2 separate regions of the Homo sapiens genome follow, and region 2 is linked to region 1. The links are chromatin loops, found by intact Hi-C in ENCODE. Cell type or tissue: HCT116. All regions are shown on one strand. Links, peaks and the distances in the headings refer to the core of each region. The heading gives the core; the rest is flanking DNA.

Region 1 (5,392 bases), core at 256-5,255:
GTCAGAGCTGAAAGAGATCTTTTGTCTATAATCTTCACTTTAGTGATGAGGAGTAGAAGGATAAGGTGATTTGCCAAGCTCCAGTAGCAAGCTTATGATAGACACTAAACCCCAAGTTTCTGCATATTTGCAGTGATGTCATAGGCACTCTGTGTGATGCTGGTGAATATTTCAGGTGTGAAATAGTAAGCATAAAATTAGCATTACCTGGGAATCTGTTTAAAATCATTGACAGGCCTGAGAGTTTTCCATACGGCCTGCACCCTAACCTCTGGGAAGAAAATATCCACAATGAAATTTCTACAAGATTAGAGGAAGGAGAGAGGCAACGGGGATTCCATTTCTACTAGGAGTATCAACCTCTGAGAGAAAAATATCCATCTCTGTGGATGTCATCTGCTCTGCAGAAAACCCTTTCCTGGAACTCCCAGGTATTTAAAAAAAGAGTCAGATATTAGAGCTAGAGACAGAAGGCTCACACACAGTCACCCAGAATCCCTGAGCACCAAGAATTAGAACATTTCTGGAAGATAGGCTCTATACATGGAAGAGTTGGGAATCTTTATTTTGAGGCAGAGAAATATGTGGGGGAAACATAAACTCTACTCCCTTAAAATTGAAATGCTCTCATTTTTAAAAACAGCGTTTAAACAGACATTTGTATTTAAGGAAGTGAAAATATTTTCTAAGATGCAGGTCATATGAATCTGTCAATTCCCTTCTGAGTTAAGTCACTCTAAAAAGGGGTTGGCAATCATGCCTGCCTCATCTCAAGGCTATGGGTGAGTGGCAGTTGAACTGATAGATGCAAACACCTCAGAGATGAAAGTTTTTAGTTTAACTGGTCTGCTTAGGTAAGGAGCAAGAATCACTTTGGGGTTTGGAAATAACCTTGTACATAGGATAATCCCATAAAGGGTTGAGAGGGTGGTAGCCATCTCCGTTATTGACAAGGAGGTGGAAGAAGGATGTGAGAACACTTGTTGCCATGAGTACACGAAGAATAAGTGTAGAAATGGCAGGAGGGGAGAACTGCGAACACTAAGTGTTGGGCCAAGACTTCTTAGGAACAGGACAAGGGACCATGGCTTGCTCTTTTGACTCTGCTCTTCTTTGAAATGCTTTCACAAGAAACATGAATCTGATATGGACCCTCCTCCTCTTCCTCCTTTTGGACCTAACTGTCTTCACTCCAGCCCTGCCCTTCTTAACACGACATATAGACAACCCCAGGTCGTGGGTCCCTAGAGGACACCACCGATACTGTGATGTGATGATGAGGCGCAGTTGGCTGATCTATAGGGGTAAATGCGAGCAGATCCACACATTCATTCATAGAATCTGACCACCATAGCAGATTTCTGCAGAACTCCACCACTGCCCTGTACCAACAGCCCCTCCATGTGCAGCTGCCGCAACAGTACTCATGATGTCAATGTCACTGACTGCTTTGCCAGCGCAGGGACCCGACCTCTTCACTGCCACTACCAAAAATAAGAAGGAGTCCACCAGGCCCATGCGAGTGGGCTGCAAGAAGGGGGCATCTGTTCACCTGGATGGCTAGGTTCCTCCTGACACCGGCACCTGAATGACTTGCACCCTGCGCCTTCAAATCTTTGCAGCACTGTCAAAGTCTTCTTTGTAAATGCTTCTTCCCTTGCACGTGGACCCCTCATTTTTCCCAGACACATATAGGCTCCCGCGTCTTTCTTACAGCCTGTTCCCCACCAACCCCACGTCCCCTATCCCTGCCACAGTGTCAGGGCTTTTGGTGGAGGATAAGGTGGCAGTGGAGGGTTGGGAGGGAGCCTGAATTACGGAAATAATTCTCTGGAAAAGGCTTGCTCCAACCAAGCTGCTAGACAAACCCCTTCTCCTGGGACTGATCTTCCCACCAGCTGCTCTCATAAAACCTCCTGATGGCTGGCGCTACATGTCCTGGATCATAGGGTCCTTCTGCATTCTGCCAGACGTTCTGTTCCTTTCTCCTCAATGGACTCCTTCGGAGGGTATTAGGGACGATACCCTGGTGGGAAACCGCTTCCTTTAGGGAACCAAATCCCTGTGGCTCCCGGGGTGTCACCAGAAGAAGCCGCTGCTAGAGAAGTGGGAGGAGAAGGGGCAACTCCGCCCCGCCCAGAGCCTCAGTGGTCTGCCAGTTCCCGTGGCCGTTGTATTGGCCGGCAGGGGGCGCCGCGCTGCATGCTTCCTGCAGGCCAAGAGTCCAAAACTTCTTGGTTCCCTTTAAGACAGCGTGAGATGGGCTGCGAGTTTCTTGGTTGCTGACAGGGGTAGAGAATAATAGGTGAATAAACAGAAAATCCAGCCAGCATAAATACAGTCTAAATGTTGAAGAACAGATTTCTGAGTCTACCATAACTTTCTTGCAGTCCGTCACTTTAGTGTTGAACCTGCCACCTTCAGATTCACACTGCAGCACCTCAGGTAAGAAGGAAAGGAAGTGAATATGCACTGAGGACCTACTTGTGTTATGAGCTTTACAGTTCAGCTCACTAGAAAAGAGTTATTCCTTTCTTGGAAGTAAGGGCCTCAGGCCCTAAAGCTCTACAAGGTCCTAGAGCAGGTGGCAATACCAGCCAGGCTGTGTCCTTCCCTTCAGGGTCATGAGGTCCTCTAGGCCCAGGCATGTCCAGAGGTTCTGTCTGAGAGCCAGGGACCAAAGTAAAAAACCTGGGAAGTTTACGTGGTGTTCTGTTTTACTGTGGCTGAGCTTGCACTCAAGCCATGAGATGGAGTCCTTCCAGTCTTCCTTCACCTTTCCATGGGCAGAGGAGCCTCTCCCCACTGCTACCTCCAACACAGGCTCAAGAGGAATACTGCCAGGCTACTGCCAATGTTCCCTTAAGGCCCCGGAGCTCTGCAGTCAGCTTGTGGTGAATGCTGCCTGGCCTGGGACTCACCCTTCAGGGAAGTGGATTCCCCTCTGACCCAGGGCAGGTCCAGAAATGCCAGCCAAGAGCCAAGATCTGGAATTGGGGATCCAAGAGCCGGCTTGGTGCTCTACCCCGCTGTAGCTGAGCTGCTATCTAAGCTGCAAGACAGAGTCCCCTTTACTTTTCCCTCTGCTTTTCTCAAGCAGAAGAATTGTCCCTTCATGACTGCCCCAGCTGTAAGTATGGTGGGTCTCACCTGAAGCCAGCATATCTCAGAGTCTCACCTAAGGCCCATGGAGTGTGCTACTGGGTATTGCTGCTGGTTATTTAGGGCCTGAGGGTTCTTCAGTCAGCAGGTGATGAATCCTGGAAGGACTAGGTCCTTTCCTTCTAGGCAGTGGGTTTTCTTCTGGTGCAGGGTGTGTCTAGAAATGTCCTTCAGGAGCGAGTGCCTGAAATGGTGGCTTCATGACTCTGACTGGTGCCCTATCCTATTGTGGCTGAGCTGATCTTTACGATGTAAGACAAAGTCCTAGTTACTCTTTCCTCTCCTTTCCTCAAGCAGAAGGAAGGAGTCACTTTCATTGCTGTGAGCTGTGCTGCCTGGGGTTGGGGGAGCGGTTGTGCAAGCACTCCCTTAGCTGCCCTGACAAGTGTCACACTAGTGGTGTCTAGGTCCACTGGCTCTGAGCTCAGCACAGCACTGGGACTTGCCTTGTAGTTGTAGTTCTTGTGGCCTAGATTGAGTTTCAAATATATTTAGGACCCCAGAGCACTTTAGCCTACTGTGGCAAAGCTTTCCCAAACTCAGTGTCTGACCGCTGGGATAGGCAATTCCCCTTTGGCTAAGGTGGTCTAAATGCTCCTTCTGTGGATGGGCTGTGACAGGGCAGCACTGAGTTCAATGCAGATTTCCACAATTGCTAAACTCTCCCTCCCCCATGCACTCAGATTCTGTCTCAGCTCCATGTGGTGGCTGTTGGGAGATGGGGGAGTGGTGGCCTCAGTGATTCAAAATTGTCTTTCCTAACCTCTTCAGTGCCTCTTTCAGTGATATGAAGTTAAAATAGGTACTATGATTGTTGACTTGATTTTCATTTCCTATGTAGGTGCTTTTTTGTGTGTAGATAGTTGTTGTTAAATGTGGTGTTTCTGCTGGTATGTGTGGGGGTGCAATCAATGGACACTTCTATTGGGCCATCCAGCTCAATCCCTTCTTCTTGATTCTTTGGCTATCTGAGGAGTTAAATATATCCCCATTCATTAACCTAAAACAGTTTCTTAAGCATTTGTTCAGTGTCTTCTGAACCCAAGGGTTATAGCAATAAGACCAAGTCAATTCATACCCCATGATGAGCTTCAGCTAAGCCCTGCACAAATTCTCCCTACATATAAGTGAAGTGTTGCTATAGCCTGACAGGTCAGTTGTGTACACTTGGATATCAATAGGGTCAACTGAATAGAAGCCTCATATCAAGACATAAATGCTGGATAATAGGTGTATGTAGCTAGAATCATCTGGGTAATAATGCAAATGGTATCATCGCTTCCTGTGCTTTGGAATTTCCCCACACTGAGATTACTTCCGATGTACATGAAGGCTTCTGAAGCCAGAGTTTGGTAAAAAATGGATCTCAAAGTTGGGCTGGAGACAGGTTGTTTCAGAACCACTTGAGGAAATGCTTGAAAATGCAGAATCCTGAGCTCCATGTGCAGACGTTCTGTATGAGTATATCCGGAATGGAGCCCACGGATCCATAGTGCAAAACTTCCCCCAGGTGATCCAAATGGAAACTACACTAAAGTTTGAAGTTTTTTCAGGTGTGGCACTTACAGGCTGGCAGAAAACACTATCAATGAATTTGTGTATAATATTTGATTATATAGTTTATTATTATCGAAAATTGGTCATTAGTCATTAGGGATTGATTATGAGTATCCCAGTGATACAAAATTGATGACCTATGTGCTAGTTTCTATATGTCACTGCTTACCCATAGCTTCCTTTTAAGATTTAAAGAATTTTGTCCTCTTGCTTTTCTGTTTGGCTAGAGGCAGTTGGGGGCATGAGGAAAAATCCTTCCTGTTCCAGAAATACTGAGGAGTGAACTGTTACATTCATACTTACTGAGTATCCTGTCCCTTTAGTTTTTTCACAAGTCAGCTAACCCAGACAGTCTGAGGAACACTAATTCATAAGAATACTTAAAATAACCCCTCAGGCTTTTTTTTGCTAGTCTTTTGTCCTACCAAATGCAAAGACAGTTTTGAAGGTCAGGCCAAAATAGCTTCCTCACTAAAAATACAATTAGATATTACTATGGAGTCTTACAGGAATAATGATCAAGCAGATGAAACTATGAAAAGTTTTGTACATGATGTAATTATATTTCGTTTATTCAATTAATCAAGTATTCAGAATATTCCCATATAAGCAATCAAGTAACTCACATACATAAACCAAGTGAACCACATATATGCCTCTTTAAAACACACAC
Region 2 (5,392 bases), core at 323-5,322, 230 kb after region 1:
CAGGAATTGGCAGTGGGGAGTTTGTAGCTGGAATAATCAGCCTGCTTCAATAATGAATAGCCTCACCCTTTGATTTATTCAGTATCTAGCCGTATCCTTGCTTAAGAAACCCAGGGGCTAATCTTGAAATAAACCGGGCATGAATTTGAGATTGTGGAATCCTACATTCTCAGAAAAATCACTGAGGGGGGTTAATCCATAAGCTAGTTGCAGTCATGGTGATGCCAGCCAGACCTCCAGGTGATCCGTTACTGAAGATAGCCATCAGAGTAAGACATGCAAACCTGCACCCTGCACCACTCCTGCTCATAGTTTCCATGCCTCCTACTTCTTAAAATCCCTTTAGCTAGCCTAAAATTTTGAAATAGTCTTTGAGGCGCTAGTCCACCATCTCCTCAGGTTGCTAGCTCTTGAATAAACCTGCTTTTCCTGCACCAACTCTTGTCTTGCAAGTCTTGCTTTTGAGCAGTGAGCAGTGATCAGCTGACCCTTAGTTTGGTTACACTATCACTCAGGAAATTCCAAGCATTTTAGAAGGTCTGTGGCAGGAACCAGGAACTAAGTTCAAATTTATTTTTTATTATACCACAGGTCCCAACTCCCATGACTACCTGGATGGTGACAAAGACGAATTATCTCTTCATCCTTCTTTCTCACTCTAAATATACACAGACATGCTATTAGGAGGGAAAACTTTCCCTCTACCAACTTTGGTTCAGTGGGTGGGAGCCTGTGAATTAACTATAGACAGGTTAGCAGGGGGAAAGAAAACAAGTTGTATTCATAACTTGTGGAAGCATTCAGATGAAGAGGCTTGATGAAGAGCTAGAGACAGAAGTTTAGTTATCAACTCATAGGGGAAAAGAAGGAGGGAGAAATGACTTCTATAGGAAAACAAATGACTTTTGGGAAAGACAAATAGAAGCTTTGGATAAAGTTTTACACAATTTTCTTGGAATATCTCCTGTCTGGGTGAAGTAATCCTCACACGGTTAACAAGAATCCTGGACAAAAATATAATTATGAGTAAGTGTTAATCAGGCTACACTTTGACCCACTTCCTTGTAACCAAAACTCACGAACACTAGCTACTGATAATTTGCATTCTCATTGTTCCCATAGATAAGATCTTTGACATTAGAATCATAAGGCTTTTGTTTAAGAATTGTTTATGCAGATCCTGAATTCCGGCAGAACAGCTGACACCACCAACTTTAAAGAGCCCAACTGATGAACTGATCAGCATGAGAATACTGTTTTTTCATCTCTCTGTCCCATGACTTCACTCTGCATTCTTCAACCAATTAGTGATCTCTTATTTCCACCTACTCCAAATCCTTAAAAACAACAGCCTCAAACTCTTTGAGGAAATGGATTTGAGGTTTCCTTCCATCTTTTGGTTCAGCAGCCCTGCAATTAAACCTCTTTCTCTGCTGCAACCCAGTGTCTTGGCATATTGACATGCTGTGCACATCAGGCAAAAGACCTATTACCATTACATGAGGACCCCTCCGGAGGGAGATAATGGTGGGGGCATTTCTGGGAGGCTCTGCTTTAGTCAGGTGAGAGAAGTTCAGGTAAGATTTCTTTCTGTATCTGCTGTAATTCAAATGTTTTCAGTTTTGTCAGTTTTGCCCTTAAACATGTGCACACACACACACACACACACACACACACACACTCACACTTCCCTTCTTAAGCAGCTAGCATCTTCATATATCTCTGCTCCTGTCATGTGCGTCCATGTGAAGAGACCACCAAACAGGCTTTGTGTGAGCTATAAAGCTTTTTAATCACCTGGGTGCAGGCAGACTGAGTCCGAAAAAGGAGTCAGCAAAGGGAGATGGGGTGGGGCAGTTTTATAAGATTTGGGTAGGTAGTGGAAAATTACAGTCAAAGTGGGTTATTCTCTTGCAGGCAGGGGCAGGGGTTACAAGGTGCTCAGTGGGGAGGTTCTGAGACTCATTGTCTAGGAGAAGGAATGTCACAAGGTTAATTGATCAGTTAAGGTGGGGCAGGAACAAATCACAATGGTGGAATGTCATCAGTTAAGGCAGGAACTGGCTATTTTCACTTCTTTTGTGGTTCTTCAGTTGCTTCAGGCCATCTGGATGTATACTTGCAGGCTTGGGCTCAGAGGTCTGACATTTCCTGTCTTCTTATATTAATAAGAAAAACAAAACAAAATAGTGGTGAGGTGTTGGAGCGGCAAAAATTTTGGGGGGTGGTATGGAGAGATAATGGGCAATGTTTCTCAGGGCTGCTTCAAGTGGGATTAGGGGCAGCATGGGAACCTAGGGTGGGAGAGATTAAACTGAAGAAAGATTTGGGCATCAAGGGTGATATTGTGGGGTTGTTAGAAGGAGCATTTGTCATACAGAATGATTGATGATGGCCTGAATGCAGTTTTGTATGAATTGAGAAACTGATCAGAAGACACAAGGTCTAAATAAGAGAAGGAGAAAAGCATGTATTAAAGGACTAAAAATTGGGAGGGCTCAGGACATCCAATTAGAGAGTGCCTAAGGGGGTTCAGCATAATTATTTGCTTGGTTGGTGAGTTTTTGGGCGCTATCCTTGAGTTTTTTTTATGTTGTCATATACTAGGCCAGAGTGATTTTGGTAGAAACAACACTCTTCATTTAAAAATATACAGAGTCCCCCTTTTTCAGCAGTGAGTAAGTCAAGGGCATATTCCTGTCTTCTTATATTAATAATAAGAAAAACAAAACAAAATAGTAGTGAAGTGTTGGTGTCATGAGGGGAACAGGAAGCTCTTGGGTCCCATTTGCAAGTTGATTTTTGGGGGTAAGGAAAACTAGTGTGCATGTGCCTGTCTAATTAACAGGTAGACACATGTAGGGGAGGAGCCACAGGGGAAGAAGAGACCTTGTGTAAGGCGAAACTGGAAATGTAAAGTGAAAAGATGAGAAAGAGAAAAACTGGCCATGAGGGACAGAAGTTGAAACGCCAGCTGCTTGTTTAGCTACCTTATTAGCATAAGCATTGCCCTGAGTGATGGGATCTGATGCCTTTTGTTGGCCTTTACAGTGAATGGCCTCAGTTTTCTTGGAAGTAGAGCAGCTTTAAGAAGAGGTTTTATTAAGGAGGCATTAATGATGGAGGACCCTTGTGTAGTGAGGAAACTTCTTTCTGCCCATATAACAGCATGGTGGTGAAGGATGTGGAAGGCATACCTGGAATTGGTATAGATATTGACACGTAGTTCCTTTGCAAGAATGAGGGCTCGAGTTAAGGCAATGATTTCAGCTTGTTGAGAGGTAGCAGAAGGGGGCAGGCCTGTAGCCTCAATGATAGATGTGGAAGATACTATAGCATAGCCTGCCTTTGCCAGTGATTGGCGATTGGACCTGGAAGAACTACCATCAATAAACCAAGTGTGGTCTGGGTAGGGAACAGGAAAGAGGAAAATATGGGGAAAAGGGGAGAATGCCACGTGGATTAGAGGGATACAGTCATGGGGCTCAGATGCAGTATCAGGAATAAGATGAGAGGCTGGATTGAAGTCTGGACTAGGAACAATGGTAATTGTGGGAGACTCAACAAATAGTGAGTACAGTTGAAGGAGCTGGGGCACAGAAAGTATACGTGTCAAGCGTGAGGAGGAGAATAGATTTGGAAAGTTACAGGAACAGTAGAGAGTAAGTGGAGCATAGCTTGTAATTTTGAGGGCTTCCAGAAGTATTAAAGCTGTGGCTGCTGCTGCATGCACACATGAGGGCCACCCCAGAATTGGGAGGTCAAGTTGTTTTGATAGAAAGGCAGCAGGTCACGGGCCTGGCTCCTGTGTGAGGACTCTGGCAGCACAGCCTTGTATTTCAGCTGTGTGTAAGGAAAAAGAATGGGACGAGTCGGGGAGTGCTAGTGTGGAAGCGGTCTCCAGGGCGTTTTTGAGAGAGTGAAAAGAAGAATGGGGAAAAGACTTAGGGTCCATGGGATCAGTTAAGTTGCCCTTTCTGAGCTTGTAAAGTGGTTTCGTCAGGATAGCGACGCCTGATATCCAGAATCGGAAATATCCAACAGTGCCTAAGAAGGAAAGGAGTTGTTGTTTGGTGGTGGGGACTGGGGTTTGAGAGATCAGCTGGACACAATCAGCAAGGAGAGCACGTGTGTTTTCATGAAGAATTATGCTGAGATAGGTAACAGATGAGGAAGAAATTTGGGCTTTGGAGGGGGATACATGATATCCTTTTGAGAACAGATATTGGAGGAACAGGAGGGTGTCCCGTTGAGAAGATTTGTAGGAGGGGCTATAAAGTAGAAGGTCATCAAAATATTGAATAAGGTGAGAAGCAGATGGACAGAAAGAAAGTAGATCATGAGAAAGGGCTTGACTGAAGTAATGGGGGCTGTCCCTGAAGCCTTGTGGCAGTACAGCCCAGGTAAGTTGCTGAGGCTGATGGGTGTCAGGATCAGTCCAGGTAAAAGCAAAGAGAGGCTGGGATGACAGGTGCAGGGGAATAGTGAAAAAAGCATCTTTAAGATCAAGAACAGAATAGTGAGCTGTGGAGGAATTTATTGAGGACAAAAGGGTGTACGGGTTGGGCACCACAGAGTGGATAGGCAAAACAATTTGGTTGATAAGGTGCAGATCCTGAACTAACCTGTAAGGCTTGTCCAGTTTTTGGACAAGTAAAATGGGAGAATTGTAAGGAGAGCTTGTAGGCTTTAAAAGGCCATGCTGTAACAGGCAAGTGATAACAGGCTTTAGTCCCCTCAAAGCCTGTTGTGGGATGGCATACTGGCATTGAGAGGAGTAAGGGTGATTAGGTTTTAAAGGGATGGTAAGGGGTGCATGATCGGTCACCAAGGAAGGAGCACAGGTATCCTATACTTGTGGATTAAGGTAGGGAGACAGAAGAGGAGTATGTGAACTGGGGAAAAGGGTGGGAATAGGTGTGACTGTAGCCCAGGAATAGTCAGGGAAGCAGATAATTTAGTTAAAATGTCTCAACCTAATAAGGGAGGTGGGCAGGTGGGGATAACTAAAAAGGAGTGCATAAAAAATGTTGTCCAAGTTGGCACCAGAGTTGGGGAGTTTTAAAAGCCTGGCCATCAATATGCACAACAGTTATGGAGGCAAGAGAAACAGGCCCTTGAAAAGAAGGTAATGTGGAGTGGGTGGCCTCCATATTGATCAAGAAGGGGATGGACTTACCCTCCACTGTAAGAGTTACCGAAAGCATCTGTGATGGTCCAGGAGGCTTCTGAGATAATTGAGCCACGTCAGTCTTCAGCCACTAAGCCAAGAAGATCTGGGAAGGAGTCAGTCAGAGAGCCTTGGGCCAGAATTCCAGGGGCTCTGGGAGTGGCTGCTGGGCGAGTTGGACAGTCCGGTTTCCAGTGGGGTCCCGCACAGATGGGACATGGC

The links. Hi-C counts contacts between places; a loop is a spot of excess contacts. Peaks named below come from ENCODE experiments on the same cell type or tissue, not always from the same donor. Only the 100,000 strongest peaks of a DNase experiment are listed, where the experiment ranks them.
Region 2: it touches region 1 in a loop (2.4-fold over the local background); 2 of 110 quality-filtered maps call a loop at or near these places.

The regions. Positions count from the first base shown.
Region 1 is chr14:20,931,141-20,936,532 of GRCh38, reverse strand. It overlaps LOC100507513 (a long non-coding RNA gene), which reads left to right. Exons shown (of 4, transcript XR_110261.4): 1 at 1-431. Among named protein-coding and RNA genes, the nearest start is that of RNASE2, 22 kb to the left of the region's middle. In HCT116, for the core only: a CTCF peak has its summit at 2,185 (motif pointing right); a DNase peak (open chromatin) is centred at 2,182; H3K27me3 peaks cover 436 bases.
Region 2 is chr14:20,702,917-20,708,308 of GRCh38, reverse strand. It overlaps EGILA (EGFR interacting lncRNA), which reads left to right and starts at 1,368. Exons shown (of 4, transcript NR_174964.1): 1 at 1,368-1,562. In HCT116, for the core only: no CTCF peak of the experiment used is centred there; no DNase peak of the experiment used is centred there.